Linked DNA regions of Mus musculus: region 2 is linked to region 1. The links are chromatin loops, found by intact Hi-C in ENCODE. Cell type or tissue: left cerebral cortex. All regions are shown on one strand. Links, peaks and the distances in the headings refer to the core of each region. The heading gives the core; the rest is flanking DNA.

Region 1 (15,596 bases), core at 2,876-10,875:
ATCTCTTGCCTGCACATACGAGACCCTGGGTTTCATTCTTGGTTCGGGCAATACATAAGGGGGTGGGGGAACTGATATGGAGGCACACAGCTATGATCCTAGAGGCAGGAGGACCTGAGTTCAAGGTCAGTCAGCCTGGGCTTCATAAAGACCCTGCTTTGAAAAAGGAGCTTAAGGCTGGGCGTGATGGTGCACGCTTTTAGTCCCAGCACTCAGGAGGCAGAGGCAGGCGGATTTCTGAGTTCGAGGCCAGCCTGGTTTACAAAATGAGTTCCAGGACAGCCAGGGCTATACAGAGAAACCCTGTCTCGAAAAACAAAAAAAAAAAAAAAAAACCAACAACAAACAAACAAAAAAAAAAATGTTCTTCCTGTTAGCTGCTTAATTTGAGGGGGAAAAAAAAATCAAAGGAAACCCTAGGGATCCAGGGAGAGGCGGCAGTGCATTACAGCCACCAGCCTAGCTCCACTGTCACCACCTTTTCTAGCTGGGGTGTTTTATCAACAAGAGGAGATAGGCCATTTCCACATCATATTTCTTTTGTCTAAACAAGTGGCGTGTATAACTAGCTTCAAACCATCAGAACCCAAGCTGAGTGTGGTGGCACACATCTTCAATCTCAGCAAAGCAAGTGGATCTCTGAGTTTGAGGACACTCTGGTCTACAGAGTGAGTTCCAGGATAGCCAGGGCTACACAGAGAAATCCCGCCTTGAAAACCAACTGCTGATCTACTTTCTGGAGCAGGAAGATGTCTTCCAATTACAAACTGCTCTCATCGCCATTTGAGACTTGCTGAAGATAGAGGCCACAGGTCAAAGTCGGAAGCAGGAGTCACCTCAGGTGGTGCCTGTGCTCAGCATGCACAGGGCCCCAGGCCTGACCCTCAGGGCACTCCCTATCAATAGGCCTGAATCAACCATGACTCAATTCTAAGTTTTCACATCCCCACCGGGCACATTTTAAAAGAAGCAAGTCTTGGTGAAAGGTAAATTATACTCTCTGGACTGTCTTTAGAGTGTGGTTCTAGCCTCTCTGAAGGAAACTCGCAAAGGAACGATTGCACGCAGATGAGCTGCAGCCTGGTTAAAAACCCACCTGAGGTGATCCTTCAAGCCGGCCCTCCCATCAGTGGACCACCATACCCTACCCTGGGTACTCAAGGGAAAGCCTGACGTCAGCTCCTGAGCCAGCTCTGTTGTGCTGGAGGGCAGGGATCCCGCTGGGTCTGCAGAGCCTGGTCACTCAGCTTCCACCCAGCCAACTCCCAGTCACTGAGCCTCTGCTTCCACCCAAGGTTTCTTCTGGTTGCTTGTTTGTTTAGGCCTTTCTTTTTGGAGGGTGGGCACATTTGAAACTCATTGAGGGGAGGGAAGGGAAGGGAGACAGGATAATGTAAAGCCAAGAATGTTCACGCCAGCCACCACCCGCACCTCAAAGACACAGAGAGTCAACTGGATGCATGCAGAGAGCATGCTGCTCCCCCTCCCCCTCCTCCTTCATGCCAAACACATTGGCATTACTCAAGGGAATCGAATTCATGACAGTCTTGAGAGGCCAGGCGTGGAGATGTCTATAGTGCCAGCATCTGGAAGGCTGAGTCTGAATACTAGGCTCTGTCTGCATTTGAGGCCAGCCTGAGCTACAGTGTAAAGCCTGACATTCACAAACAGCACATCTTCAAATAAAGACCCGAAGCCGGGTACCTGGGAGGCTTCAAACTCCTTAAGAGTTTATGGAGAACCAAACCCACACAGTGACTGTGTAGCCAGTCAGAGCTACACAGGGAGACCTTATGTGGTGGTTTCAATGAGAACAACTCCCATAGACTCTTAAGTTTGAATGCTTGCTCTCCAGTTTTTGAGACTCTACAGGCACTGCCTTGGTCAGACGGTGTCTCTTCACAATGAATGGACAGTAACTATGAGTCTCTGTCTCAAAAAAAAAAAAAAAAAAAATCAAAACCAAAAAAAAAACCAAAACCAAAAACCAAACACATTAAAGCAAACATATTAAAAATGTAGGGCAGTGTCTGGAGTCTGGAGGGATGGCTGAGGGGTAAAGAAGTGCCCACTGCTCTTACAGAAGGCTGGAGTTTCCGTCCCGGCACTCCCATCAATGGCTCACAGAGGTCTGTAACCCAGCTACAGAGGATCCTACGGCTTCTAGCATCCCCGGGCACCCACACATCCACGAGTCCACGAGCAGAGAATACACATCCTCACTTTCTCTGGGAGTAGTGGCGCCTGCTTCCAATCCCAACACACAAGCAGGCAGTGCTCTGTGGTTTCCAGACTAGCTGGTCAACAGAGCTAATTCCAGGACAGCCAGGGTTACATGAAAGCTGTAAAAACCAGGGTTTGGAAACCCATTCTTTTCTAAATAAATAAATAAAATCAGAAGAAGAAAAAAAAAACAGTTTTTTTTTCCTTTCCTATTTTTTTTTTAAATACAGGTGACATGAGGGGCATTTGGGAGACACTCCTCCTAGTGGCAGGCCATAAATGCCTCTACCGGAAATTGTGCATTTTCTGGCAGAAGTCACTATTGCACACACTTCCTTTTTTTTTTTAATATTTATTTATTTATTATATGTAAATACACTGTAGCTGTCTTCAGACACTCCAGAAGAGGGCATCAGATTTCGTTACGGATGGTTGTGAGCCACCATGTGGTTGCTGGGATTTGAACTCAGGACCTTTGGAAGAGCAGTCAGTGCTCTTAACCGCTGAGCCATCTCACCAGCCCCTGCACACACTTCCTAACAGGCAGCACACACTCAAAAAATATAGGTGGAGTGAATAAATACCTAAGCGACACCTGTTAGTCTCTATAAAAATCTTATTTGTTGAGTGTGGTGGCGCACGCCTTTAATCCTAGCACTCTGAAGGCAGAGGCAGGGAGACCTCTGTGATTTTGAGGCCAGCCTGGTCTACCTGGTGAATTCCAGAAAAGCCAGGGCTATATAGAGATCTTGTCTCAAAAACACCAAAACCAAACAAACACACACTTTCTTGATTCAAGGGGAATGTACCTTAAACCTCTATTAAATAATCGCTGAACCAAGCAGGCCTTCCAAGGCTCGTTAATGCTAAGTCGAAAAGCATCACCAATCTTTCGAGAAATGCTGAACTAGCGGAAAAAACTTCGAGGCCAAGTTTCAACATTCCTGTGAAGATACACCACTGCTGTGCTGGTTAGAAGCGCTAGGGGAAGACAGACCCAACTCCTCCTCTATCCTAGTATATGTGACTCCCCACACATAAACTTTTGAGGTGAATGTCACCGGAGCGGAGCCCAGCCCAGCCCAGCCCAGCCCGGCCCGGCCCGGCCCGGCCCAGCCCGGCCCAGCCCAGGCGCGGACACATGGTCACCAAAGAGACATTTCCGTCTCCACGAGGGTTAGCTTCGAACCTCAAACTCTGAAATTACCACGAGAATCACGAATCTAATAGAGGAGTTCCTACTTGGGATAATTTTTCCTTTTCCTGTAACTTTTGGGGGCAAGCAAAAACTCTCACTCGCATCATACCGATCGGTAATCTCCCCTTCTCGCAGGCATGAGGCTATCTTACAAATCACACCCTTCTTCCTTTCCCTTCCCTCCACTCAGAAGAACGTAGTCCGAGATCCTTCCCACTGCGCAGATCTTAGGGTGGGTCCCGGGGAAGAGCAGATGCTTTGCAGAGTTTAGGGGAGCTCTGCTGAGATCCCCGGAAAACTCGGACTAAAACTGAAAGAGGAAAAGGGAAAGGAAGAGAAAAAACCAGGCTCGCTCACCGCGGCGGAAGGCGCACAGCGGCGGGGGATTTCGGCCCAGAGCCCAGTGGTCCCAGAGGACACATGGTCGCTTGCTCCCCGCTGTCTCGGGGCCTCCTCCCGCTCTTCCTCCGAGCCAGGCACTCCACCCGAGCCCCTCCCTCACCAGACGGAGCTCAAGAACTTTAAAATGGTCCCTAGGGCGCGGGGGACCAGAGAGAGTTGCCCCGGGGTAGAAGGTGGGGCGCCCAGAGCGAAGCGCACACCGCTGGGCGGAGAGGCACCCGGCAAAGGTGGAGAGAGAAATGGAACGCGGCCCCTTTAAGAGGCCTTCACGGCGATCCGGGACCGGGGGCCTCTCTTCCACCTCCGGCCCGGCGTGGGAGACCCTTCCTTGGGGAAAACTCTCCCCAGACCCACTCCCCGGAGGCTTCCCTCACGCCAGGTCCGCCCAGCCCTACCGCGGGGCGGCAGCTCCTCCTTACCCCGCTGTCTGCCGCCTCCTCCCAGCTCTCAGCGACCTCCTCATCTTCCATCTTACTCGCCGCTTTCCCTCCTCCCCCAACCCCTCCCCGCGCCTGCGCCTTGAAGCGCGCCTGAGTCGCGGGCGGAGGCACGCAGGGCTTTCCTCAATGGACCACGCCCCCTCCCCCAGCCCGGAAGAGGCGCCCGGCCAGGTCCTCCACTCGCCTGGTCTGCCATCTTGGAAGAGGGCAGGGAAGTCAGATCGGCCTCCATCTTTCATGAGGTCAATACGCTCGCTGGTTTACTGAATGAGAGAGTTCAAGTGACGTTACCTGCTCCAGTTCGGGAACTGTGTGCTTTGGAACCATCGTTTCTTAAGGGCAGGCAATGATTGAAAATTAATTTTTTTTTCAAAAATTGAATCTCAAAAGAAAAAAAGTGAGTCTAAGTTTTTCTAAGCTACAGGTCACATGTTTGTTTTACAGCATTTTTTTTTTTTTTTAAGGTGTGCGCCACCACACCCGGTAACCAGTCATACTTTTTTTTTTTTCTAAGATTTATTTATTTATATGTAAGTACACTGTAGCTGTCTTCAGACACTCCAGAAGAGGGAATCAGATCTCGTTAGGATGGTTGTGAGCCACCATGTGGTTGCTGGGATTTGAACTCCAGGCCTTTGGAAGAGCAGTCTGGAAGAGCAGTCGGGTGCTCTTACCCACTGAGCCATCTCACCAGCCCTGTTTTACAACATTCTTGAGACATTTCTATACTTAAAGAAAGGATTAAAAAGCATCTTTGGCCGGACGTGGTGGCGCACGCCTTTAATCCCAGCACTCAGGAGGCAGAGGCAGGCGGATTTCTGAGTTGGAGGCCAGCCCGGTCTACAAAGTGAGTTCCAGGACAGCCAGGGCTACACAGAGAAACCCTGTCTCGAGAGGAAAAAAGAAAAAAGCATCTCTGGGCTGGAGATATGGCTCAGCAGTTAAGCGCACAGCCTGCTCTTACAGAGGTCCTGAGTTCAAATCCCAGCAACCACATGGCTCCCAACCATCTGTAATGAGATCTGGAGTGTCTGAAGACAGCTACAGTATCAGTATACTTACAGATAAATAAATTAAAACATCTTTAAAAAAAAGAAAGAAAAGAATTAAGGCAGCAGGAAGAAAAGACTCAGACAGCTGAAGATGGTGAGAAGCATGGCATTAGGAAGCAGGCACTGCCTGAGCAGTGCTGGCCCTCGCCTTTAATCCAGCACTCAGGAGGCAGAGGCAGGGGAATCTCTGTGAGTTTACAGAATGAGTTCTAGGACAGCCCCTGTCTCAAAAATTAAACCAAAAGGAAACAAGACAACAACCACCACCCTCCTCCCACACACACCTTATTATACTGAAGAGTCACAACCGGTATCTGACTTCCCTTAAAAATTCTAAGGGGGTCGCCGGGACGCGTTTAATCCCAGCACTTGGGAGGCAGAGGCAGGTGGATTTCTGAGTCGCCTGGTCTACAGAGTGAGTTCCAGGGCAGCCAGGGCTACACAAAGAAACCCTGTCTAATGGGTATGACTGCTGAAGGGTGGGGGGCAGCTGGTGGGGGTGGCTTGCCTGTCTGTCTCACCTCTAATCCTTTCCCCAAACACAGACAACATTTCTGGGACATGTCCCTTATAGTTAGCTCTATCAAAAACATGCTGTTGAGTAAGGCAGCAATGTGGGTGCTATAATCAAGTTAACTGACTTGGAATGTGGTTTTCCCTCATATTTTTAGGGTCCCATTAATCTTAATAAAGTAAGAGTTTCCTGTTGTGACATTTTGCAGTTTGTATTCTTAGTGATCATAATTGCAACCATCTTGGTAAAATGTTACCAGCTTTTTTCTCCTCCTCCGAGATTTCCCAGCATTCTGGATCATTGCCAGGTCCGTTGTCACGGGGCTCTTACCTAGAACCTCCTGCTCTACACCTCTGCCTGCATACTGAAGCCTTTCAAGATGCCAGCCCCAGCCCCACCCCCACCACCTGGCCCCTGGAGGGTTTCACTATGTATCCCAGGCTGTGCTATAATTCACTCTGTAGACTGGGCTAGCCTGACTCCAGCTGACAGGGATCCACCTGTCTCTGTGTGCTGAGCACTGAGATTGAATGTGTGTGCTGCCGTGGTCAGTTGGGATTCCAGTTCATGTAATCAGGCTTCTTGTTGACAGATATCTCACAAGCAGTAAAAAGCCTGTTTGAAACTCAAAGAATTGGACTATTTCCCTATCTTCAAGAACAAAGGATGTCATATTGCCCATCTCTGGTTACTGTATTTGTGAGTCTTCTGTGAATTCATTTTTAAGTGTGTGTGTGTGTGTGTGTGTGTGTGTGTGTGTGTGTGTGTGTGTGTGTAAGCCAGAGATTGCATGACAGGTGTCTTTTTTGATCACTCTCCATATATTGAGGCAGAGTGTCTTACTTGGACCCTGGCCTAGACAATTCAGCTAATTGGGGATGCCTCTCTCCTAACACTCAGGCCTGTTCGAGGGTTCCAGACATGCCCTCAACTGTCATCTATGTGGAGCTGGTGATCCGAACCCCAGTATTCATGCCTACACAGCAAGTGCTTTACCAGGTAGCCAATGAATACATTTTTTGAAGCAAATTCTCTTGTGTCTTGGAAACAGTGATGTCAATGAAACTCTCTTACACCAACTATAATGGCCAACATTTCCGAGGAATGGGCATGTTTTCAGCCTTGTAGTTACAGAGTGCGGCCAGCAGAGGGAGACAGTTTCTTATAATTCCTCTGTGGTAGACACCCCTAAAGGCAGGACGATCTTTTAGCTGTGACTTTTTCCAAGAGATTCAGGAGGACATAAATCTTGAGGATAATTTGACGATGCTGCAAAAATAATAACTTCTGTTCCACTTAAGTGGGCAACCAAGAAGCCAGCAATCCCTTGAGACCCGGGGCAAGTCCTTTCTTCGCTTGGACGGTTTCCTTCTCTACAAGAGGAGAGCATGGGACAGAAAAACTTCACTGCTAAGACTGCAGGGCAGTTTTGTTTTCCAAGGGGAAACCCCAAGAGCTGAGATCATGGCATGATTCACATATTGGCAGAGACCCTAAAACTTGTGCTTCTGTTTCTGGCGAAATGTCGTTAGCCATGGTTCATGCTTGGCTTTTATGTTAGGAAGTCACTTTCAAACCAGGTGTGGTAGGAATGCAAGCACAAAGACCGTAGTCAGACTGTCCTTGGCACAAGGACACGTAGGCAGTCAAAAGTTGAGCAGTGGGCACATGAAGCCATCTATACACACACATACAAAACAAAACTAAACAAACGAACAAAAACCTTAAATGCTAGGCTGTGTGTAGTTTTCTCTTACTTTTTCTTTCTCTTTAAGCAAAAGAAAAGATGCCAGGTAGAGCTGGTGCATGCCTTTAATCCCAGCACTCAGGAGGCAGAGGAAGGCTGATATTTGTGAGTTTGAGGCCAGCTTGGTCTACATAGTGAGTTCCAGGACAGCCAGGGCGACACATACCCTGTTTCAACAAACAAAACAAAAATGCTGATACTGAGTCATTTAAAATGTATACATTTCCCCATCTCTTCTCACCTGTAAATCTCTGAAAAGATGTCAGGGGGGTTAACAGAAGTTGATTTGGTGTGACCAAAAATATCTGAGGGGCTAGTAGGTTAATTTTTAGAAAAATATTTACTTACTTTATGTATGTGAGTGCTCTATCTGCATATACACCTGCGTCAGATTATATTACAGATGGTTGCGAATTGAACTCAGGACCTCTGGAAGAACAACCAATGCTGCTTTTTCTCCAGCCACCTGGTTTGTTTTCCTTTCTTTTCGTCTCTTTCCTTCCTTTTTTTTTTCTTTTTTCTTTTTTTGATATTGGGTTTCTCTTTGTAGCCCTGGCTGTCCTAGAACTCACTCTAAAGACCAGGCTGGCCTCAACTCACAGAGATGCCACGTGCCTCTGACTCCTGAGTGTTGGGATTAAACATGTGTGCAGATTTGAGGATTCTAGGCAGACTCTGTACCACTGAAACATGTCCTCAACTCCAATTTCCGTTTTATTATACTTCCTGTTGTGCCTTTGAATGCTGCACTATGTGCATATATTACCTAAGCTAAATAACTAAAACCATAAAATGCTCCTGTAATTATTTGGACAGACTCTTTTCTTAAAGCACGTTTGAACTTACTGGACGGGTCTGAGCACCATCTTTCATCCCGGTCTCAGCCCTTGCCTCTAGCCCTGGTCCCCATTATCTGTCCCAGTCTACGTGTGGCCGAGAGACAAATCTGAGCCATTATCGTATATTCTCTCCACTGTGAGAGATGAGAGTCAATTTCCCTCCTGATGGTCTAGGTCGAACGTAACCAAGCCTCCTGCTTGTCAGAACTCTTGCCGAGTTCAAGAGCCTGGGCTTTGAAGTGACAAGACCATGTGGGCTTGAACCCTGCCTGTTTTGGGGAGCTTTAACCTGGAGAAGACTGTTTCTCCATTTGTACAATGAGCACAATGGTGGCACCTGGGTACCAGTGTTAGGTACCTAATAAAATGAGCACTGAGTGAGGCGGGGGAGAGGGCTCGTTGGGAACATGCTTACAATACAAAAGCATGAGACCTCAGTTCAAACAGACAGAACCTACCTCAATCTGGGCATCGTGGCATCTGCTGTCTGTAACGGTACCTGTGATCGCAGTGTGCCTACAGTGAGACAGAAGCATCCCTGGATGCTTATGGGCCAGGGAGCCGGCAATGCTCCGAAGGGAACAAAGAAGCCCTGTCTCAACGAGGTGGGAGGAAAGGACAGACAGCTGCAGTTGTCCTCTGATTTCTACATACATGCCATGGCATGCACACACAAGCAAACGCACACACACACCCTCTCATGCACATTGTAAAAATAAAAAAAAAAAACCCGTGAACTGTGATTAGTAATAAATAATTCGCTTTAATAACTTTTCTATGTATTGCAGTTAATACGAACACATATTTATTGTCTTTCTTGTACAGGCTCTTTATGTATCAGGGACCTTGTTAACTTTACCTAAGTCACAAGCTGGTGAGATGGCTCAGTAGGTAAGGGCACTGGCTGCCAATCCTGACCACCTCAGTTTGCTCCCTTGGAAGGAGACAGCCAACTGCTATGTATGGGTTGTCCTCTGACTTCCATCCACTCCCTCATACACTTTCAGAAATATAGGTTAAAATCTTTATATATATGCATATATAAAATCTGTAATCCCAGCTCTTGGGAGGTTGAAGCAGCCTGGTCTACATAGGAAGTATAACCTGTTCTACAGCATAAGAATTCTCTCAAAAACCCTCCAGATGGGCTGGGTATGATGGCAAATACCTTTGATCCCAGTACATGGGAGGTAGACGTTGAGTACATCTCTGTGAGTTGGAGGCCAGCCTAGTCTACAAAGAGAGCTCCAGGCAAATTAGGACTTCACTGTGAGACTCTATCTCAAACAGAAAACCACAAACAGACAGATATGGCACGCCCTCTGGTGCATAGTAGCTGTTCACTAAACATGCATCCGCACTCTGGTGCATAGCAGGCGTTCACTAAACATGCATCCGCACTCTGGTGCATAGTAGGCGTTCACTAAACATGCATCCGCACTCTGGTGCATAGTAGGCGTTCACTAAACATGCATCCGCACTCTGGTGCATAGTAGGCGTTCACTAAACATGCATCCGCACTCTGGTGCATAGTAGGCGTTCACTAAACATGCATCCGCACTCTGGTGCATAGTAGGCGTTCACTAAACATGCATCCGCACTCTGGTGCATAGTAGGCGTTCACTAAACATGCATCCGCACTCTGGTGCATAGTAGGTGTTCACTAAACATGCATCTGCACTCTGGTGCATAGTAGGTGTTCACTAAACATGCATCCGCTGAATCCCCTCTTAGTTCTCAAATTCCCAGTTCATTCTTTTTTTTTTTTAATTATTATTTATTTATTTATTTTGGTTTTTCGAGACAGGGTTTCTCTGTATAGCCCTGGCTGTCTTGGAACTCACTCTGTAGACCAGGCTGGCCTCGAACTCAGAAATCCGCCTGCCTCTGCCTCCCTAGTGCTGGGATTAAAGGCGTGCACCACCACGCCCGGCTCCAGTTCATTCTTTTATTCAACATATATTCAGTGAGTCTCCGCTGGGTACTAGTCTATATATGATGGATATTAATGATAAAGCTTTTCGTCAAAGCAACAAAACTCCCGCCTATCTTTGAGCTAAGGGTAAAATGGTTCTGTATTTGAACTCTAACATGACCTAGCAATTCTCCCCACCTGTACCCCAAGTCAGCGCTTCTTTGTGGAAGAGCTCTGGTTGTCCTGGAACTTACTCTGTACACCTGGCTGGCCTCAAACCCAGAGATTCACCTGTCTCTGCCTTCTGAGTGCTGTCATTAAAGGTGTGTGCCACCATAGGCCAGTAGCAGCCTTGTTTTAATATATATACATATATATATTTAGATTTTGTTTTTATCTATGCTTGAGTGTGTGTGTGCTGTGTGGGTGGGTGCCCAAAGAGGTCAAATAGGGTGTCAGACCCCCTGGAGCTGGTATTAGACAGTTGTGAGTAGCTTGTAGGTGCTGGCACATGAATGTAGGTCTTCTAGAGAGGGGTAAGCAGATTCTCTTTTTTTTTGTTTTTCTAGACAGGGTTTCTCTGTGTAGCCCTGGCTGTCCTGGAACTCACTCTGTAGACCAGGCTGGCCTCGTACTCAGAAATCCACCTGCCTCTGCCTCCCAAGTGCTGGGATTAAAGGCATGCACCACCATGCCTGACGGTAAACAGATTCTTATTGCTGGGCTATCTCAACCTAGCGTGAGTTCTTAGAACATGTTATAACTTAGATTACAGGGCTGGAGAGACGGTCAAGACATGTACTGCTCTTGCAGGACCACCCAGGTTCAATCCCTAGCACCCACATGGCGGTGGTAGGGTCACAACTGCCTATAATTCCAGTTCCAGGGGATCTGACACCCTCTACTAGCCTCTAAGGGCACCCACACACGTGGTGCACAAGATATGCTCAGGCACACGCAATATTTACTGTATGTATGTTCACAAGTGTCATTGTTTGAGAATGAAGATCAGGGTGGAAACTGTGGGAGTTGGCATTGGTTTTCTCCCTCCATCATGTAGGTTCTAGGCATTGAACTCGGGTCTTCAAGCTTGGGGGAAGCACCCTTACCTGCTGAGCCATTTTGCAAGCCAAGACTTCTTTCTCTTTTTCTTTGAGACAGGGTCTCATTATGTAGACCATGCTGGCCTTGAACTCAGAAATCTACTTACCTCTGCTTCCCAAGTGCTGGGATTAATAGTCAACCACCATGCCAGGGCAATGGAATTTCTTAGTTTCTCACTTACTGCGTGCCAGAGTTTTTTCTAATGTTTATATGAGGAACATAAATGTTTTTTTTAGATTGAGGTTCCTCAAAGTAGATTCAAACTCCTGGATCAAGCAATTCTCGCCCTTAAACCTCCTGCATAACTGGACTTAAAGGAGTGTCACCAAGCCTCGTGGTACTTTTGACCTAGTACCACGTCTCACGGGCTATACAAGCCTAGGTCTACTTTATCCCAGGGCTATTCGCTTGATGTCTCAGAATGCTCCAATTGCACAAGAGCTTGAGCTCTCTATGTCTGGCATTTCCTTAAACCACATCTGCAGGGATGGGTTCTAGAAGGTTCTCACCTACACACAGCTTTCTTGAAGTGAGACTCTTTTGTGGGAGCGGGACCCCACTCCTCGGTGATGGCCACACTGGGAAGCACAGAGAAACACACAGGCTTGTTTCCTCCCAGGCTCCGCTCTACACCGGGAGTTTTGAGACTGGGTTTCCTCTTTTTTTTTTTTTTTTTTAAAGTTGGTAGCAACATAGCTGCTGCTACAGTTTCCAGAGGCTCCAACGCCGGGAGCTTCCTCTCCCTGGGGATATCTAAAAGGCACTTCCGTTCCCCATTGCCCTTTCTCTACGCTCAACCCGTGGGTACCTGGGGGCACAAGTGCCTTAATCTAAGTCTGCACTATCAAACAATCGGAAAAACAGCTCAGATACCAGCGCTCAGCCGCGCCGATCCTGATAAGAGTCCTAGAAAGCTCCGCGCCCTCGGCCCTTCTCAATATGGCGCCGCCCAGCGGCCGCCGCGCGGAAGGCCGGTCACGCTGACGTGTGTGCGCGCGCGCGCGCTTCCTCCGCGCCCCGCCTCAGCGCATGCGCACTGCGCGCTGTCGTCTCCCGGTCTGAGCAGCAGCGGCGGTGGCATCAGGGACGGCGGCGGCGGCGGTGGTAGCCGCGGCGGCGTTTGAGTGGAGGAAGATGGCGGCTCCGGGCGACCCCGGGTTCCGCCAGCGGTGAAGATCCCCCGAGCACAGCAAGCACCGGCCTGAGGCAGAGCGGCTGTGCTCTGGCCCCGGCCCTGGCTCCTTCGCCACCGTCGCCGGAGACGCGAAACCGAGAGCGCGGAGCGGTCTGGGCCAGGTGAGGCCTCTCCCGGTGCGGGGCCGCGGCCAGGCGCCGACGCCTCTTGCGCTTCATGCCCGGGGACCCCGGGGCACCCCGAGTCCGGCGCGGGCCCCGTGTCCTGCGCGGGCGTGGGTCTTGGCGGGCCTGGGGTCTTGCTGTCGTCATCCTCGGCTTCCCAGGCTAAGGTGGGGACGTGCGCCCCTTTGCAGCCAGCTCTCGGGATGGGCGCAGACCTGTGCCCTCTCCTCAGCAGGGTGGTCCGGGTCCTCCTCCAGGCCGGGAAAGGATGCGCGGTCAGGGGGTGGAGAATGGCTTTCGGGGTGTCATGGAGCCTCACCCCGCCCCCTGAAACCCTGAAGTCCTCGGTGAAGAGCGGGAGCCCGCTTGCTGCCCTCCTGAATTGGGGCTGCGGCGAGGGGGCCGGCGGGCGTCTCAGAAGCTGCAGCTGCCCAAGAGATGATTTTTTTGGGGAATCGGCTGACGAAATAAAACACAAGCAGTTCCTTCCCTGACCCCTAGCCGTCTGAGTGTTCTCTTAGTGGGAACTGCAGCTCTCCTGGCTGGAGACAGCAGTCCACGTTGTGACTGAAGAAGGCTTGCCCCGGTGAGAATTGTCCGTGGAGGGTGGCAACGAGTTTGTAAATCAAGAAAACCACAATTAGGTGAGAGAGCCTGGTAGCTTCAGCTGAGAAAACTTGAGATGCTGGAGTTGGTTGGAAACCTTTGGAATAAGCCGGTTGCTTTGTCTGTTGGATCCTCGGAGTTTTAGTAGGAAAAGCCATGTTTCGTTTCTCAGTTGCCAAAGCGTTTGGACTTTACAGTGGCAGCGTTCCGATGGATCTAAGATACAGAACCAGACAGACACATTACTGGGTTTCACTTGCCGGAGGCAACACTCGATTATTTTTGTTATTTATTTATTTTTCTCGGAACTTTTTTGTTGTTGTTTAAGTGGTAGTAATTGAGAGTCTTTAGTTTCATTTCTTTAGGGTAGAGAAGATGTTTGATGCCGGGTGGCCTTTTCATGGAGCAAGAATGGCTTCACATGGATTTGTGCTGTTGTGAATTGTCGGGGCCATCTCTTTTGCTTGGACACACCAAACGTCTTTTGTAACACATCGGGTTTTGCTTGTGTTTAAGAATGATGACATCATGGATTTAAAGGGACAAGGATAAATTGGCGAAGAGATACCATCACTTAGAATTCAGTCTGTAGCTCTTAAGCTGGACAGGGATGCCCCTTGTGTCATATTTCTGACAGAGAGTATTCAATTGTCTAGTCTGGTCGGGTGTCCTTTCTGTTGCATGATAATCAGTTTATATCCCGTAGCTGTTTGCTTAAGAAATAAGCCCAATTTACTATAGCATTCATTCTACATTGAACCGTGAGAGCTTTATGTATGCACTTCCCCTTAGTGACAAGTATTAAGTTAAGATGGCAATTAGTTCATTTAATATTAGCTAGCTCTTTGACCATTTTTCCCTTTCTTAAATCCGTTTTCTTTTTTATAGAAGTGTGTAGATCTCCTTAGTATCTTAACTAAAGATGTATGTTGAGCCAGGAGTAGGGACTCAGAGGGCCACTCTGCCTATTATTTTGCTAATAGAGGATTGTGGAATCAGTGGTGGTTTGACATCATGTCATGTCTCTCCCCCCCTACCCCCCCCATCTGTCTCACCGCTGTACTACAGCATCAGGTTTTGGTGGAATGCTGGGACATCATTCACTGCACAGCATTTCGGCTTGTTTCCTTACGTGTCTCAGGTGCAACATGAGAAAGCTCAGGAAAACTGCAAAGGATGGCATGTTTGTTTGTTTGGTTTTAGAGTTACCTTTTTTAGTTTACATTTATGGGTACCTTTGCCAGCATGCCCCTGTATTCCCATTTGCATGCCTAGTGCCTGTATCCATCCCCTGGGAACAGGAGTTACAGACAGTTGTGAGCTGCCATGTGGGTGCTGGGAATTGGACCCAGGTCGTCTAGAGGAAGAGACAGTTTAACTATCTGTCCAGCCCCTGCATTCTTTTTCTTTTAAACACTTATTATTTAAAAAATTGTGTGTGTGTGTGTATGTGTGTGTGTGTGTATGGGGGAGGGGAGGAGAAGGACAGTAGAGAGGAAAAAAATGTCCATGTGTTAGCAGAGGCATCAGATCCCCTGGAGCTGGGGAGTGCCATTTAGTTTGGGTGTTAGGAGAGCAAACTGAATCCTCTGTAAGATCAGAAGGCACTTTTAGCCACTGAGCCATCTCTCCAATCCTAGGATGCTTCTTCAACATTTTATTTATATTTTTGATTTTTTTTTTTTTTTTTTTGAGCAGAGCTTCTCTGTATAGCCTTGACTGCTCTGGAATTCACTCTGTAGACCAGGCTGGCCTTGAACTCAAAGATTTGCCTGCCTTTGTCTCCTGAGTGCCACATATTACAGGTGTGTGCCACCACTGCCCAGCTCCTAGGGTGCTTCTTAGTGTCGAATATCATTTTATGTAGCTGTGTGATGGCTGCCTTCTGTAAAGACCTGGCAAAGGAAAGACTGGCAAAGCCTGGGGTTATAAGCATGCTGAAGTCTCCAGGGAAGCTGTTTAGAGATGAGCTGAGTGACTGTGTTTTCAGGGCATTTTAGTTAGTGAGTTAACAATTCTTAATAAAACCCAAACTCCTTGGTTCAATAATACCGATTCCCACTTTACAAGGTAATTATGTAGATGAAAAGAGATAAGGTTTGTGAAAGTGCTCTCAAAGTGCACACTCTGAAATATGTAAAATAGGTGGTCACAGCAGGGCAGGCCATTGATTCCAGCACTCAGGAGGCAGAGGCAGGCAGATCTCTGTGTGTTTGAGGCCAGCCTGGTCTACATAGTGAGTTCCAGGATAACCAGG
Region 2 (15,596 bases), core at 4,695-12,694, 400 kb after region 1:
AGTGCTAATTCCCTGGGTGCTGGAGGAGCTCGCTCGCCATAAAGACGGGGAGTAGAAATGATAGGAAGGAAATACATAATCTCCAGCTGGACATTCGGTGTCCTCGTGAAATGCTTTAAATACTTTGACAAAGTAATGGAAAGTAAAGGGTCAGGCCCGTAGCTCCAGAACCTCGCCGGCCGGCAGCGAAACCAACCTGGGCTATAGTACGCATCGACCCGTGACTACTGCGGTAGCCTGGTGTGCGACTCAAAAATCAAAATTACAAAAATTAAAACTAAGAGAAAGTGAGAGGTGGAAGCAACCCAGAAAAGCAGAAAAGCTTGCTGCCTTCGTGTCTGTCTGTCTTTCTCTCTTTGGTTTTTTTGAAACAGGGTCTCAATGTATATAACCTTGACTATCCTGGGACTTGGCTCTGTGGACCAGGCTGGCCTTGAACTCAAGAGTCCACCTGCCTCAGCCTCTCCAAGGACTGGGCTACCGCACACCATGGCACCACTATCTTTATAGCATTCTACATAAAAATTCCAAAGCTTCAATGTTAACGGGGCTAAAAATATCTTCATAAACCCAGCCTGAAGCCTCTTCCTAAGCATACTAAACAGGAGAAGCCCGAGCAACCCGGAGGCTGAAACAAAGGTGGCCGGGAAGGTCCCTTCTCCAAGACAGACGGAGACGCTCCTTGAAAGGACCCCTGTGTCTTCCCACAGTCTGCCACAGTTAGTTTTCCCAGAAATTAAATACATTTTAAGCACTCTATATTAATTTTAACGCTATTCCAAAATAACTGAATTTTCCTGAAATTTTAAAATATGCAAAAAAGAAGTCCATCATTAAATATTCAGAATCACAATATTCAAACCTAGAGGTAACTTCATAGAATTCATCTGGACTCAAGTAAAGGAAGGACATGGCACCGATGGCCTCCGAACATCCTCAGTGAGCTCCCGCAAGGATGAAGGAGCTGTCGTATTATCTGATTTTTGTGACCAAAAAGATAGCTGGGTATACATAATGGCTCTTAACTAGAAAACCACCCTGCTAAAACAAACCTTTATTTCCCCAAAGAAACCTTGTCTCAATAAAGAAGATTTTTAACCAGTTTCATTCTTTTGACAATGTTTTAAAAAGGCTTCCCCTGGGCAGTTACTACATAATATTTATCCTATCTGCAAAGTACCACTGATGGGCAGTCAAGGAAAATGCACTGCGTGATGTACTTAACCCTGAAAGGAAGGTAGAGAGAAGGGTTAGTCTTTGAGGGATTCTACCCGTTTGGTAACTCGAATTCCAGGCGCCCTGGCACACACCTCGCTCTACCAGACAGCAACCAATTGTTGTGTGGTGCCCCCTCCAGCCCCTTAGCTCCACTACCACACAAAAGAAAGAAAGGACTTTCTCCATTGTGGCCCTGTAATGGATCTTTGTTAACTAAATCCCTATTCAGAAACAGTCTTTTAATTTTCTTAATTCAGCATATGGAAAGCTGTAAAGAAAATGAACACAGTAGACTTATTATATGCAAGAAGGTACAGCCAATTTTTAAAAATACTCCATGTTCTTGGGCTGCCTTTCTTCGGCACTAGGGGGCATGGGGGGGTGGATCAGCACCCTTCCTCCATCTGCCGTGCTGTGAAAGCACTGGTCAGAACCCGAGCAAGGGAGAGAGCCAGCCGGGAGGGAGGGAGGGAGGCAGGGAGGGAGGGAGGGAGGGAGGGAGGGAGGCCTTTATCTCTGCCTCCACAGCTGTCTGATTTAGCCTCCACGGTTTTTTGTTGTTGTTGTCCTTTTAATCCAAATACCTACTGCAAAAGCCTAACCACTGTTAAAAGAACATTCGTCTTTGAAGCATTTTATGTAATGTATTCCCAGTGTACACCTCTTAATCCTGTAGAACAGTTATTAGTTAATGTTGTAATCAGCTAGGGAAAAGGGTAGGAAAAGGCACTCTGGTTCGGTTTAACATAGGCATCTCGGAGTTCTTCTGTTTCTGAGGTCTACAGGGCAGAGTCTGAACGCCATTAAGTTTCCTTGTCATCTTAGTGCCTTTCCATCCCTTTCGTTTAAATGATTCAAATTCTCTTTTTCCTTCCTGGCGGCGATCACAACAAAACACATTCCACTATATGGAGAAAGAGATCTATACTTAGCTCCACAACTGAACCGGCAAGAACATTTTTGTAGGCATAAAGATAAGCAACAAACCAGAAACAGTGAGTACCTGTTTGGGGGGGGGGGTGAGAACTGGGAATTCCTGGGTCAAGGGTGAAGGGGAGATTACTTTCTGTTACCTTCTCATGCTCTGCTCCCATTAAAGGTGTACTAACCAAATAAAATCCATTCGTCTCAAAGTGAGAACTGTCGCTTTTACGATACAGGAGTTTTGGGGACACACATCTGCAGAGGCTTCAAATAATCTTTTTACCAAGAGCATCTGATAAAGCGCTGCTGTAAACGCGGGGTCAGCAGTGTGCCGGTGAGCCTTCGTCTAGCGCCGCGTTCCTCGGGCTCTCCGGGCAGCCCTCCTGCGAGCCTCCTCCCGCCCTCCCTGCCGTGCATTCGGAGCGGCTCCGCAGATTCCCACATAAAGTGGGTCCTGGCCGCCATCTTAGAGAGTCATTCACACCAGCCGGACCGCGGCACCACGCTTCCAAGCCTCCCAGGACTGCGCCCAACCTCCTCCCTCGCTGCTCTCCCTCTCCCTCGGCTTGCACAGGGGGTCAAACTCCAGGTCTGAGGCAAGCCGTGCCTCTGAAATCTGCATGATGTAAAATGTCAAGTCTGACCACCCAACACAGGAGCAGAGCGAATGAGGCGATGCACGTGTTTGCACGTCGGGTGCGTATCAATTTCCCATGCAGAGACCCATGGAAGAGCCACTGGGCGATTTAAAGGAGGTACAGCGCAGAGGGGTTTCCACTCCAGAACCTAAGAAAGCGGAGTGCTATCTTCTCCACGCTGAGGACCTGCTACTAGAGGGCAGAGACCCGAGCCGAGGGGTGGAGCAGCACGGGCAGAGAAAGTTCCCATCTGCTGGCGCTCCAGCTGCTGCAGTCCCCTTTCATCCCCGGGCACCCCGGCCAACACTCCATCTCCGGACCTCCCCCTCTCCCGTGTCTCAGACACAACGTAGTAAACACCCGGAGTCCCAGGCAGCGCGCACCTCCCCCAGGCCTGCGGAGGACATCCCGGCAGGTTATGAATGGCCTCACTATACCCAGCTCCTTTTCACACGCGGGCACGCGCACACGCGCGCCCCGGAGGCGAAGATTTAATACCCCCGGTCAGAGCAACGGCCAACAGAATCAATGGCCCTCCATCAGAGAGAGAGAAAGGAAGGCGCTCACGCTTCCCAGGCCTCACCAAAGAGGTTCTAGACCGGGCGACACAACCCATTTTCCCAGGTTGACTCTAATGTGAGGACGTTCCTTCTCCTAATTATATTCCCTGCACCGACTGGATAGTGGGAATTCAGAGTACGCCCAACTTGGAACCTTCCAGGGTATTGGATATCAGGAGAAGTGAATTTCCACAGGCGATCGCAGATTTGCTACGTTCTTTCTCAATGTGCGGAAAGTATGAATAAATTCTCATTGTAAGTGGGGTTGCATGCTGAGGCCTCTACCAGTTACCCGGACACGCGTTTCTGGGAGCAAATAAGCGCTAAATGCTACCAACGGGTATGAAAAGCAGCATTTACTTCTTTTCCTTCCACAAGCAAAAAGTATTTAGAGAAACCGAAAAGTCATACCTAATCGCTAAAATTTTGCACTTTTTGGCTACTTCACTAACGAATTCGAGGTGAAGGGTCTATTGTAAAAAAAAAAAAAACAACAAACAAACAAAAACAAAAAAAAAAAACGCTCGGTCACCAGCGCGGCGCGGGAATGCATCCGCAGCGCCAAGCTTGGCGTTCGCGCTCCCTTCCCCGCGAGCTCCGGGACACGGGCAGCCCATTTAGCCGCCGCCGAGCGCCAGGCAGCCCGCTCCGCCCAGCCGCGCAGAGAGCTGAAGCATCCGCCGCTGCACGAATCTCCGGAGAGCGGCCACTGCTCCGGGTGCCTGCCACCTCCCGGTGCCGCACGATGCCAAGCGCGGCTGCGGCGTCCGCACAGCCCGGGCTCTGCGGGCGCTCGGGGCCCCGGCCAGTCGCGCTGGACTGCGAGGCGGCGCGCAAAAAGGCGATCCCGCAGCCCCCCAGCGCTCCCGCTCCTTCGGTGGCCGCACAGCAGCCGCCCGCCCAGAGCGCCGGAGCCAGCCGCGCGTCGCCGCTCTGCCGGTGGCCAGCAACGGGCCGGAGAGGCGCCCGAGGTGCCAGCGCGGCTCCGGGCCTCGTGTCACTCACCGTTTGAAATGCTCGATGATCTTCTCTTCCCGCACGTTCTCCGGTAAGTTTCCCACCCAGAGGTGCCTGGTTTCCCGGACCATGCTGGGCGGTGTGCCGGCGACCGCGGTGGCTGGCTCCCCCTCGCCGGCTTCGTACGCGGCCGTCAGCGCAGGGAGGCGGGCGCCGGGGCGGCGGCGGCGGCGGCTGCGGCGGTGGCGTCGGCAGCGGCGGCGGCTCCTCCGGCTCCCCCCGGTGCAGAGACCATCCCTCTCCCCCAGGTTCTGACTCTCGGGCCTCGCAGCTCCGCTCTGCCGCCACCAAACACCCGAAGCCGACCCTCGCGCTCCGGCGGCGCATGCGCGCGGGCGGCGGCGGGCGGGGGAGCGGGAGGAGGGGCGAGCGAGACCCGGGCGGCCGCGACTACGACGGAGCCGGCGCTGTGGCTGCCGGACGCTTCCCACCGGCGCGCGCGGCCCGCCTCCCGCCGCCTGGCCACCGCCCCCTGGCCGCGGGCGCGCGCGCGTCCTCCCGCCCCGACGCGGAGGGCCTCCCAGCCGGCGCGCAGGCGCGCGGAGCTCGGAAGGGGGAGGAATGCGGAGCCGGGAAGCGGCGCCCGCGCAGTCAGCTTAGTGCGCAGGCGCGCCGGAGGCCGGGAGGCCGGCCGCCGGAGGCGTCGGGGTGGGGGAGGATGGGGCCGCTTCTGCCTGCGGTCAGGCGTTGCTCTGGGGAAACACAAGAGAACCCGGTTAGTTTCCACGCCAAGAGGTTTCTAGAGGCCAAAGTCCCTATGCCTGTCTGCCCTACGGCCCGCCCCTGACCATTTCCGGACGCCTAGATTCCCCGCCTGCTTGGGAAAGTGGTCGGGACCAGGCCACCCTTTTCACCGCCCAGACAAGGGACCAGCGCTGCAGAGAAACCCATCCCTCCCAAGAATCATTGGCTTGTAACATTAAGCAACTTTTTATATAGGAGCTTGCGAAACCTTCTGCAAGATGTCTTTGCTCATGATTACAGTACACACAAGAATTAAAGCTGAAAGGATACAGACATTCCATACTGTTTCCCCTCGGAAGGTTTGGAATAGTTGGTTTTTTAAACAGAGAGTATTAGACCTCCGGCCCTTCCAGACTTTTGAAACTGGCAGTTGACCTTTCATGTAAGGCCGGCTTTCAGAAAGATAAAACCGCAAAAGGCCACTGTGGAGTAACAGAAAAAAAAAATCTTAACTCATTAAAACCGTCAGCAACTCATACTTTAATTTTTCATACACAAAAATAAAATGGTGCTTCGGGTACAGCCTACACTTTTTGTTTCGTTGTGCCCTTAGGGTCTACAAAGTGTGCAGTACACACAAATTAGGGTTCTACCTAAGGACCTCGCCCGCGTCCAACAAGGTGTGTTAATATATCACTAGGCTACATTCCCAGTTCTTGGTAGTGTTTTCTTTGTTTGGCTTAATTTGAAAGGGTCTTCCAGAGCCACTGTTTATATTTTTGAGAAAGGGTCTTATATAGCTCAGGCTAGTCTCACACTTCTAGTTTTGTGCCCACCTCTCAGGACTGAGACTGTAGACCTCGGCTACCATATAACTTCACCAACCGAACAGGCAGTATTTTGAATTGGAAAAAAATCATAAATAATAGCAATAATATTTGGGGTCACATAATTGTTTCTTTTGTTCCATAAAAAGTACTAGGGTTTATTTTTTATTATTTGTTCATTTTAGTCTGCCATATAGCCTAAGTTTATATGTATATAATATATCTTGATATATATATGTGTGTGTGTGTGTCTGTATATATGTATATATATATATATATATATCTTGATATATATGTGTGTGTGTGTCTGTATATATGTATATATATATATACATATATATCTTGAGATATGTGTGTGTGTGTGTGTGTGTGTGTGTGTGTGTGTAGTTGAAGCTGGAGTTAGGGATGGTTATGAGCATCATGTGCTAGCAACCAAACCTAGATCCCCTGCAAGAGGCATAGTGTCCTCAAGCATTGAGACACCCTCCCACCCTCTTCTTCATTTTGAGACTGGGTCTCACTATGTAGCCCAGGCAGTCTTCTTGCCTCGTCTCCTTAAAACTAGATTTTTAAACAATAATTTATTTCATGTGCATTGGCATTTTGCCTGAATGTGTCTGTATGAGGGTGTCAGATCCCTTGGAACCAGAGGTATAGACACTTGTGAACTGCCATTTAGATGCTGGGAACTGAACTCAGGACCTCTGGAAGAGCAGACAGTGCTATTAATTCCTGAGCATGAGCCATCTCTCCAACCCTAAAACTATATATTTATATTTTTATTATTTTTTTTTTTTTACAAAATATCCTCCTAGATTAGCCAGAGGGTTTGTTAATAGTAGTACTGTTGCCAGTCCTGGTGGCAAGGTCCTTAATCCTAACACTTAGGGGACAGAGGCAGGACTATCTCTGTGAGCTCTAGAACAGTCATAGCTATATAGAGACAACCCTGTCTTTAAAAAAAAAAAAAAAATCTGTCCATCAGAAAACTCAGCAGGTAAAGGTGGCTTGCCACCAAACCCCAAACCTTACACACGGTAGGAGGAGAGAAGCCCCCACAGGAATGCAGTGACACCCACCCACCCTGGGAAATGATCGGGAAGCAACAAAACACGGAGATGAGTGGGCTGAGGAATCCCTGCCTTGGGGCTTTCTGCTTTCTATTGCTAGTGCAAATGCTGTGGATAACAAGGCAAGGGACAAGCAAGGATTTTTGCATAGCCCCAAATCGAGAGTTTCTTTTTCTCAGTGCTTTGCATTTTTTGCTGGCAACACATCAGGAAACACTGGTGAAGTTGTTTTCCCGTTTCCATCTGTGTTACAAAATACTTAAGGGGGATTTCTTCATGAACCTGTATCGTTGTAAGTTTCCATAGAAGGGAAGAACAAAACAAAGAAGAGCTGACAGAAAGATAATCTAATCTTCTGATTTTTAAAAAAGAAGCTTAGGTCAGGGATAGAAAGATGACTCAGCACCAAAGAGTGATTTACTGTTCTTTCAGAAATCTAAGATGGATTCCAGCACTAGTGTATGGCTCACAGTCAACCACCTGTAAGTCTAACTCTTCAGGTATCCCAGGCCTCTGGCATCTAAGAGCATCTGCATTCTCCTGCACAAACACAAAGAGGAAAAGCACACACACACACACACACACACACACACACACACACACACACACACAATTAGAAATAAAAACAGAGATGAGCATGGTGGTGCACACTTTTAATATCAGCACTCAGGAGGCAGAGGCAGGTGAATCTCTGTAAATTCAAGTAGGTTCCATTGACAGCTGGGGCTACATAGAAAGAGCCTGTCTCACACACACACACACACACACACACACACAATTTTTTTTTAAATTACAACATAAAAATAAAACTTTAAAAAATGCTTAGTAATGGCTAGGTATGGTTGTACACACCATTAATCACAGCACTTGGGAGGCAGGGGCCAGCGGGTCTCTGTGAGTTGGAATCCAGTCTACATATTGAGTTCTACAACAGCCAAGGTAAAATAGTAAAACCCTGTCTCAAAATAATATTAATAACAACAACAATGACAACAGTAATTGATACTCATGGCAAAAGGGTAACCAGAAGGCTTCTAGGCCCTAACTCCATGATAGAGCACTTATCTATGATGCACCGCCCATCCCCATCCCTGCAAATCACATTAATGTAGGTTGCGTTTTAACTGTGAAAATGGATCAAGTGCATCTCATTTGAATATTAAAGAGAACTCCAGGAAGGTGACAGTAAAACTGAGCCATTTGCAGAGGCGAATTAAAATAGATTTGCTTTTAATCAACTCCTATTTTCACACTGTGAAGAGCTGCTGTATTTAGCATGCTAGACATGCTCACAGAGTTCAGTCATGCGGAATGGCGGCTGAGATGGGGAAAGCTGCTGAGCGCCAGGCTCAGGCTTTGAGCAGTAACCTCGTCTCTGGAGTGGGTAATTAATATACCTATTTAGGCAGGAGGACAGAGTAGTCACCAGATACTTCACGACAAATTGATACAAAAAGAAATAGTTACAAATACTGGGAGACAGGTACTTAAAATATATGCATTTCGTCTAAAAGCCACCATATAAAAATATGTAAACAAGCTCTAAAATGACCCAGCCCAAAGCACATGAGAACTGGACAATAGCAATTTCAGACAAGCCTGTTCTAATCAGAGTCTTTGTTTTTCCAAAAAATGAAACAAAATAAAATGCTCAAAAGTATTTGACTACTTGATGTATCTGAGAGTCTAATGGTAAGAGAGAGAGAGAGAGAGAGAGAGAGCAATCTAATACCAAACTAGCACACAGTGTGAGGAAATTATCTTCATAGATTATCAGAACCCCCAAGTTGAATATTGTCTACCTAGACCTAGAGACTCTAACAAGAACTAATACTTCATAGTCTAATGTTCTAAGAGAGTTAAATAATGTATTCTCTGTTGGTTTTAGTTTTCCAGAAAAACAGAATAACTTAATAATTTCTTAGAGGATTGATTCCTAACTTTCTAGCCTTTTTCATCTGAGAGCAGTTGTTGGGAAGATTTCTCCGGGTACAAGTGCTGCTGCTCTGTCTAATATCCAGAGTTATTAACTAATATTTGTAGAATTATACTGAAAAGACACTGGAGGGATACTTATAAATGTAAATCATGGTTGTTGTTTCAGGTAACAGAATCTGAATTTTCTTGTTTCTTCTGGAATAGCTTCCCGTGACTCAGGATAGCCAAAAGTTTCCATGGAGTCCGGGATGGCCTCTGTTTCTCAAGTGTGGGGATCACAGGAGTGAGCCACTTTAATCAGTGAGGATGTGGATTAAAAAAAAAAAATATTTGGCTAGGTGTAGTGACACATACCCTTAGTCCCAGCACTTGAGAGGCAGTGAGTTCCAGGACAGCCAGGGCTATACAAAGAAACCCAGTGTTGAAAAACCAAAATAAATAAGATAGATAGATAGATAGATAGATAGATAGATAGATAGTCCTCTATATTTTCTAAACTTCTCTTCACTTTTATAATTGGAAAAAATCATAACAAATATACTTTGGGATTCTTTATTTTGCAGTGTGGTGCTGGGAATCAAACGCAGAGTTTCCACACATGCCATTTGAGCTCACCCTCAGTCCAATTAAATGAGATTTTCTTGGAAGGCAGCAGCTGAATCAATTAGGGTTCCTCTGAAATGTTAGTACTTGACTACCATAAATCACTATGTACAATAGATCCCATATGAACAAATGGTAATGTTACTAACAGTCATTTTCATAGATCCTTTTCTTTTTTTATTTTCATTTTTATTTTTTGATCAGGCCTGGACTCCCTACCAATTGCCTCTGCCATTGCTGGAATTAATGGCATTTTACTGCCTCATTTATCCTTTAAAACCCCAAAAGTAGTGTTAATCTTCACATTCAAAACAAAACAAAACAAAAAACAAAAAAGCAGGGAAGCCAAGCAGTGGGGATACCTGTACTAGGGAGGCCAAGGCAGGCGGATCTCTGAGCTTGAGGCCAGCAATGGTCTACATCTTGAGTTCCGGGACACCCAGGGCTATGCAGAGAAAAACCTTGGGAGGGTGGGGGAGCAGGGAACTCTAAGGAAACTCTTTGCCCTAAATGATACACATTATCCAAATACCCCAGATCTAGCAAATTGCCACATTGAAACTATCAGGACCCAAACAGAAGATAAGTAATGCAAGTCCCGGCTTTTGACCAATTCAGAGATTATATAAGTGTACTTGATAGAATACTAGAAATAAAAAAATCAAACACAATGTGGTTAACTGCTTATGAAATGTACTGACGTTTCTCACCGTTTTTGAGTTTTCAGCTCTATGGCTCCTCTTAGAAAACTGACTCTAGTCTCGAAAAACAAATAAAATAAAATAAAATAAAATACAAAAAGGAAAAAGCCGGGCTTGGTGGCGCATGCCTTTAATCCCAGCACTCGGGAGGCAGAGGCAGGTGGATTTCTGAGTTCGAGGCCAGCGTCTACAGAGTGAGTTCCAGGACAGCCAGGGATACACAGAGAAACCCTGTCTCAAAGGGGGGGGGGGGGGGGAAAGAATGAAAGAAAACTGACTCTAGTTTGAAGGCTGCAAAAATGTCTGAAGATAACTTTCTTTGAAGAGTCTAGATGAATTTCAAAATACTTTAAAAAAACACACACCCATCCAGTGAGAGTTATCTCTTACAATTTCACTGACAAAACGCCCTAAATAGGGGCTCGATGAATCTCAGTGGTTAGGGGCACCGACTGCCCTTCCTGAAGATGCAGGTTCAAATCCCAGCTCCCACATGGCAGCTCACAACTGTCTCTAAATTCAACATCTGTCCGTCTCACAAAAACATACATGCAGGCAAAACACCAATGCTCAGAAAGGTAAATAAAAAAAAAAACGCCCTAAATCTGGTGTTTTCCCCACCTCTACACATCTGAATTTTAACACAGAGCCCTTCTTTTTCTTTCTTTCTTTTCTTTGTTGTTGTTGTTCTTCGTCCTAAAAACCTTGCACTGAAAGGACATTTCCCCTTAAGATCAGTTTGGTACTTGCAACACCTGGAGGAGGGACCAGCCTAGCTCAGCCAGCCAGAGCTACATTGTGAGCAGCTAACTTAAAAAACAAAACAAAACAAAAATGGTAAAGGATATTTCTAAAAATCCTAGTTATTCAACAATGTAATCCCCCCAAAATTTTTTTTAATGTTTTAGGACACTTTAAAAAAACCAACTCAGTATTTGCTTTATTTTCCTACTGGTGGAAAAATGATTTGAAAGACCCTATTAAATATAATTTCTGTTCAGAGAAACGTGCGGCAGGGATTCTCCAAATTTACAGACTGTATGACTCAGTGTTCATTTGCAACCCGTGTATTACAGCTTTGCTAGAATTCTACCTCTAGCCTGGCTTTCCACACTAATGGTTCCGGGAGGAACCGGTCACCAGCTCATGGTTCCCACCGGGAAGGCGGATCCGGCTCCGCCCAGAGCCCGGGCGGGTGACCTCACAGAGGTCAAGGGCGCTCACACACCTGCAGGCCGCTCCGCCACCCCCACGCCACCCCACGCCGGGGAGCAGCAGGGCCAAGGGCAGCCTGGGGTCTCCCCGACGTGGGGCTGTCACAACCAGCGTGCTTTCTTCACGGAGACTCCTGGCTCACACTCCGCCCCACACTAATAACCCGAGAGGCAATTTCTCTGGCTGCCCTTCAAACTCTGGGTTCACATAGGTGGGCTCCATGACAAGTGGGGTTTTGGGTTTCTTAGTTTCCCCGCCCCCCACCCCCAGGAACCCACAGCCCTGACAGTCCTTTCCACTACACTTCTTGGGAAGTGCGATCGCGGTCACTGTGGTCACCGCGGCGCAAGCCCACGGCGAAGGGAACCCGAGCGGCCCGGCGAGCTCCGTCTGCACACGCGGCCCGCCAGCAAGGGCACCTTCGCCTCCGCTTTCCAGGCGAGAACAATGCGGCAGCCCAACACCCGGGGCCTGCAGGGTCTCCAGGTCCATCGGGAAACTCTCAAACGTGGATCGGGAGAGGGTGGGCAAGACGACCCCACTGCCTCGGCTTTGTCCGGCCTGCCTCCAAGCCGGAGGGACCCGTTTTCGAGACTGGGGGGGGGGGGAGGGGGGGTTGAGAAAGGAGGACAGGACAAGAAGGTCCTCAGATCCACTTCTCATCACACAGGCAACGCGGAAAAAAAAAAAAATGCACGGCGCCGAACTGCGCACGCGCGCGGCAAGGCCACCCATTTCTCTCCCTCCTCCCAGCCCCTCCAAGGAACGCGAGGTCGCCCGAGTGCGCTTGCGCTCGCCGCGGAGGGAAACGTTGGAGGGGGAGGCAACCTTTCCATTGTGAGAGAGCACCGCCCCCGCGGACCCGCGCGCGCCCGCGCCACTCTCACAGTCTCCCGGGCGCGCGCCTGGGCCGCGGCCCGCCGCCGCCAGGCGCATGCGCGGGGTGGGATGACAGTGAAGGGTGGAGAAGGCCGCGGAGCTCGCCGCCGCTGCTGGCCGAGCTACCCTGAGAAGTTTCTGGAAAGAGGGCTACAAAGGGAACCTGAGGGGATGAATGGAAAGCGAGCCATTTTCTGAGAGAAGACAGCGAAAAGTCCCAACAAAAAGTACACGGCCTTAGCCGAGCCCACGACCGACGACACACTCCCATCCAAGGAGGAAGCGTGGGGACAAGGGAGCGGACTGGGAGACGCGGAATGGCGGGGACATTGAAAAGATGGAGGCGCAGCCGCCGGGGCTTGGGAGTGGCAGGGAGGCGCTAGGTCAGGGGTCCCCGAACCCCGTCCTCCTTAGCTCCGCTCCCGTGTGCGCTCTGACCTGCCCGTCTACACTCGGGGGGCCCCCGGGGTTCACGGGGATGTGACGCGCACACGCGCGCGAGCTCATGGACAGCGTGGGAAGGAACCCCGGCCGCGCGCGGGGACAGCGTCCCCACGCCACGGCCCGCCCGGCTGCCATTTTGTAGCGCGGCCGCCATTTTGCGCGGCCCGGGGGCGGGGGAGGGGCTCGGGGCGCGGCCCCGCGGCTCGCGATGGGCGTGGCCGGCGGCGGGCGCGGCCCCGGCCCCCTTTGTTCTCCGCCTGGGGGTCGCGAGGCCCCTCGGGCTCTGCAGCCGCCGCCGGCGCCGCAGCAGCAGCAGCGTGTGAACCGGGAGAGGCAGCCCCAGGGCGTGCGGGATCCGGGAGCCCATCGGAAGCGGGGTGTGTCCCCCCGTGCGAGGGATGACATCCTGCGTGGGGAAACTTAAATCGCCGCCGTGGGAAGCGGCTTACGGGCGAACCGGGCTCGGCATCCTCCACCTCTGCAAACAAAGTCAAGTTCGGTCCCGAAAGCAACAAAGGTGCCGAAACTCCGCGGAACCTAGCACCAGGAGGCGGGGCTCGTGCAGCCCACGAGGTGGAGGAGCGCTGAGAGCTCGGCTTCCATTGGCTGGCCCTCGGAGCACAAGGCTTTCAGGGCCCATTCTCCCTGACCCAGAAGCCTGAACAATAAATATGCTGTGATGGCTTTCTTCTGTCGATTTAACTTCCACTTATTTTCAAAAAGCTATGAGTTTATTAAAAATAAATAATAAAATACGTGCCTGACATCCATCGCCCTTTCACTTTCCGAAAAAGCAAATGTCTTCTTGAGGAATATTTAAAAATGCGAATCTTAGTTGTGTGTAATGCTGAAAATTCTGGCACTATTTCGCAAACCCAGAAAACTTGAAAAACGCTGCTAAATTTGACTTCCAGCTTTTGTGCAGTTTTCTTCCCCCTAATGGTTGACGTGGTTTTTCTTCACAAAAGCCTGGTATCATAAAGGAACCAGCCCGTCCTGACTCATCTATTTGTGTCTTGGCTACAGTAAACCTCTTTTTTTGTCTTCTCACTATGTGTAATTATGGCGACTGCTTATGTTTTCTGTAATAGTGGGGTAAAGCTTATGATGACAGACTGAAAAGGTCAAAACATGTTGAAGGAACCAATCGGGATTTTGATGACTGCCAGATGAGAGAAATTTAGCAGAAGCGTTTCGATTTCAAATTTCATGAATAGGTGGGCTTGGTAGTTATAAAACTGTATACTGTGTCTTTAAGATTACATAAATAGTCTGAAACCTTTAGTAGTGATTACTTAAAATATGTTGTGTTCACCATGTTTTCTTGTCTTGTAACCAAGTAAAACAATTCAAATCATTATTTGGTTAGTTGGTTTTCGAGACAGGGTTTCTCTATGTCGCAGCCCCAGGACATCAGTGAAATCTTATCCTGGGACGTTAGAATAATATGGCATATATGGTGTATTGACACTCCGAGAATGATTTCCCAGCACTTCATTGCACAGACAAGGAGAGTCTGATTGAATTTTAAATTCTATTTCCTTTAGAATTTTTCACTGTTTTTGAGAAAGACTCAAGAAGCTCAAGCGGGTCTTGAACTCAGCTTTGTAGTTGAGGATAAATTTGAACTAAAGATCCTCCGGTCTCTGTTTTTTATTGTGCCCAATGTTTTGTTGTTTTTGTTCTGTGGGTTTTTAAATTTATGTGTATATGTCCTTTCGGGTCAGAAAGGGTGTGGGTCTTGTGGAGCTGGAGTTATAGGCAGTTTGGAACCGCGGTCTTGAGCAAGGATAGAAAGAGTCCTAACCACGGAGCCATCTCCACATCTGCCATACCCCAGTTTTTAAGACAGTACTTCTGAGCAGAAATGCTGTCCTTTAGCTCATGCCTTTGGATTTTTATTTCCTTTTTTGCATGTGGTGAAATTGTGTGTGCTTTGGAACATTAGAAACACTAATGTTTCTCATTATTCTAGGAAAAGACAACTTTTCATGCCAAATCAGGCAGAGGAGGGAATTTAAAATTCTAACAATAATAACCTTTCCCTGGTCAAATTAAATGAGCTTTTTTTTTTTTGAGATTTTAGGAATATAGGAATATGGGAAGTCCTTCAAATATTGTTGGCTGCGGTTAGTGCTCCTACATGCTGTAGTAGGTTTTTCCCCTTTGAGGCAAAACATTAAGTTAGTTGTAAAATGCCTCTCTGCCCTTCAGAAGTACTGAAGTTAAGGAATAAATATTTAATAGCCAGCAGTCTAATAGAAAAAGTCTTCTAGGGTTGTCCTCCTGTCTGAGTGCAAATCGGCCATCCCTAGAGGGAAAGCGCATAGCTTCAATAGACTACTAGATTTGTTATTCTAAACAGCAGGCACAGCGTGGTCTGCATGGATGTCTGCGCACCACCTTCGTGCCTAGTGCCCACGGAGGACAGAAGATTGGAATCAGATCCCCTGGAACTAGAAGTTAGAAGGTTGTCAGCCTCCTGACAGTAGTAGGTGCTAGCAACCAAGCACCTTTTCCTCTGGAAAAGTGACAGGTGCTCTTAAACCCCAAGCCGTCTCTAAAAGCCAAGCTCTTAATCCATCTGTTATAACTTTTGAGCGTCCATCCACTGTGCACCTGAGCCTGCTGGTGCTTTAAATACACCAGTGCATAAAAATACAAGGATCTCTTAAAGAGTCACCTAGCAGGGCCTGGGAGGAGAACACAAACCAGCAGAAGAAGGAAATGAATGAGCAGAGGTGGCTGGCGGGTATAGCTCAGTGTTAAGCGTGCAGTGCTCACTGTTCACGGTCTGATTCTCTGCATCTTTCTCCCACCAAAAGTAAGTGCTAGCGTGAAGAATACAGGGTGATCAAAGATAATGTGTGCCCTGTAA

The links. Hi-C counts contacts between places; a loop is a spot of excess contacts. Peaks named below come from ENCODE experiments on the same cell type or tissue, not always from the same donor. Only the 100,000 strongest peaks of a DNase experiment are listed, where the experiment ranks them.
Region 2: it touches region 1 in a loop (2.3-fold over the local background); 4 of 42 quality-filtered maps call a loop at or near these places.

The regions. Positions count from the first base shown.
Region 1 is chr4:141,135,450-141,151,045 of GRCm38, forward strand. It overlaps Szrd1 (SUZ RNA binding domain containing 1), which reads right to left and starts at 4,347. Exons shown (of 4, transcript NM_001025608.2): 1 at 4,243-4,347. The coding sequence starts at 4,293. It overlaps Fbxo42 (F-box protein 42), which reads left to right and starts at 12,473. Exons shown (of 10, transcript NM_172518.3): 1 at 12,473-12,730. In left cerebral cortex, for the core only: a CTCF peak has its summit at 6,973 (motif pointing right); DNase peaks (open chromatin) are centred at 3,819, 4,397, 5,106 and 6,976; H3K4me3 peaks cover 1,850 bases; H3K27ac peaks cover 940 bases.
Region 2 is chr4:141,533,819-141,549,414 of GRCm38, forward strand. It overlaps Spen (spen family transcription repressor), which reads right to left and starts at 4,779. Exons shown (of 16, transcript NM_019763.2): 1 at 4,346-4,779. The coding sequence starts at 4,428. B330016D10Rik (RIKEN cDNA B330016D10 gene) reads left to right here and starts at 12,344. Exons shown (of 1, transcript NR_030695.1): 1 at 12,344-14,495. It overlaps Gm4123 (predicted gene 4123), which reads left to right and starts at 1,731. Exons shown (of 2, transcript NR_166589.1): 1 at 1,731-2,213; 2 at 2,379-3,599. In left cerebral cortex, for the core only: no CTCF peak of the experiment used is centred there; DNase peaks (open chromatin) are centred at 4,883, 8,206, 11,355 and 12,170; H3K4me3 peaks cover 2,461 bases; H3K27ac peaks cover 2,746 bases.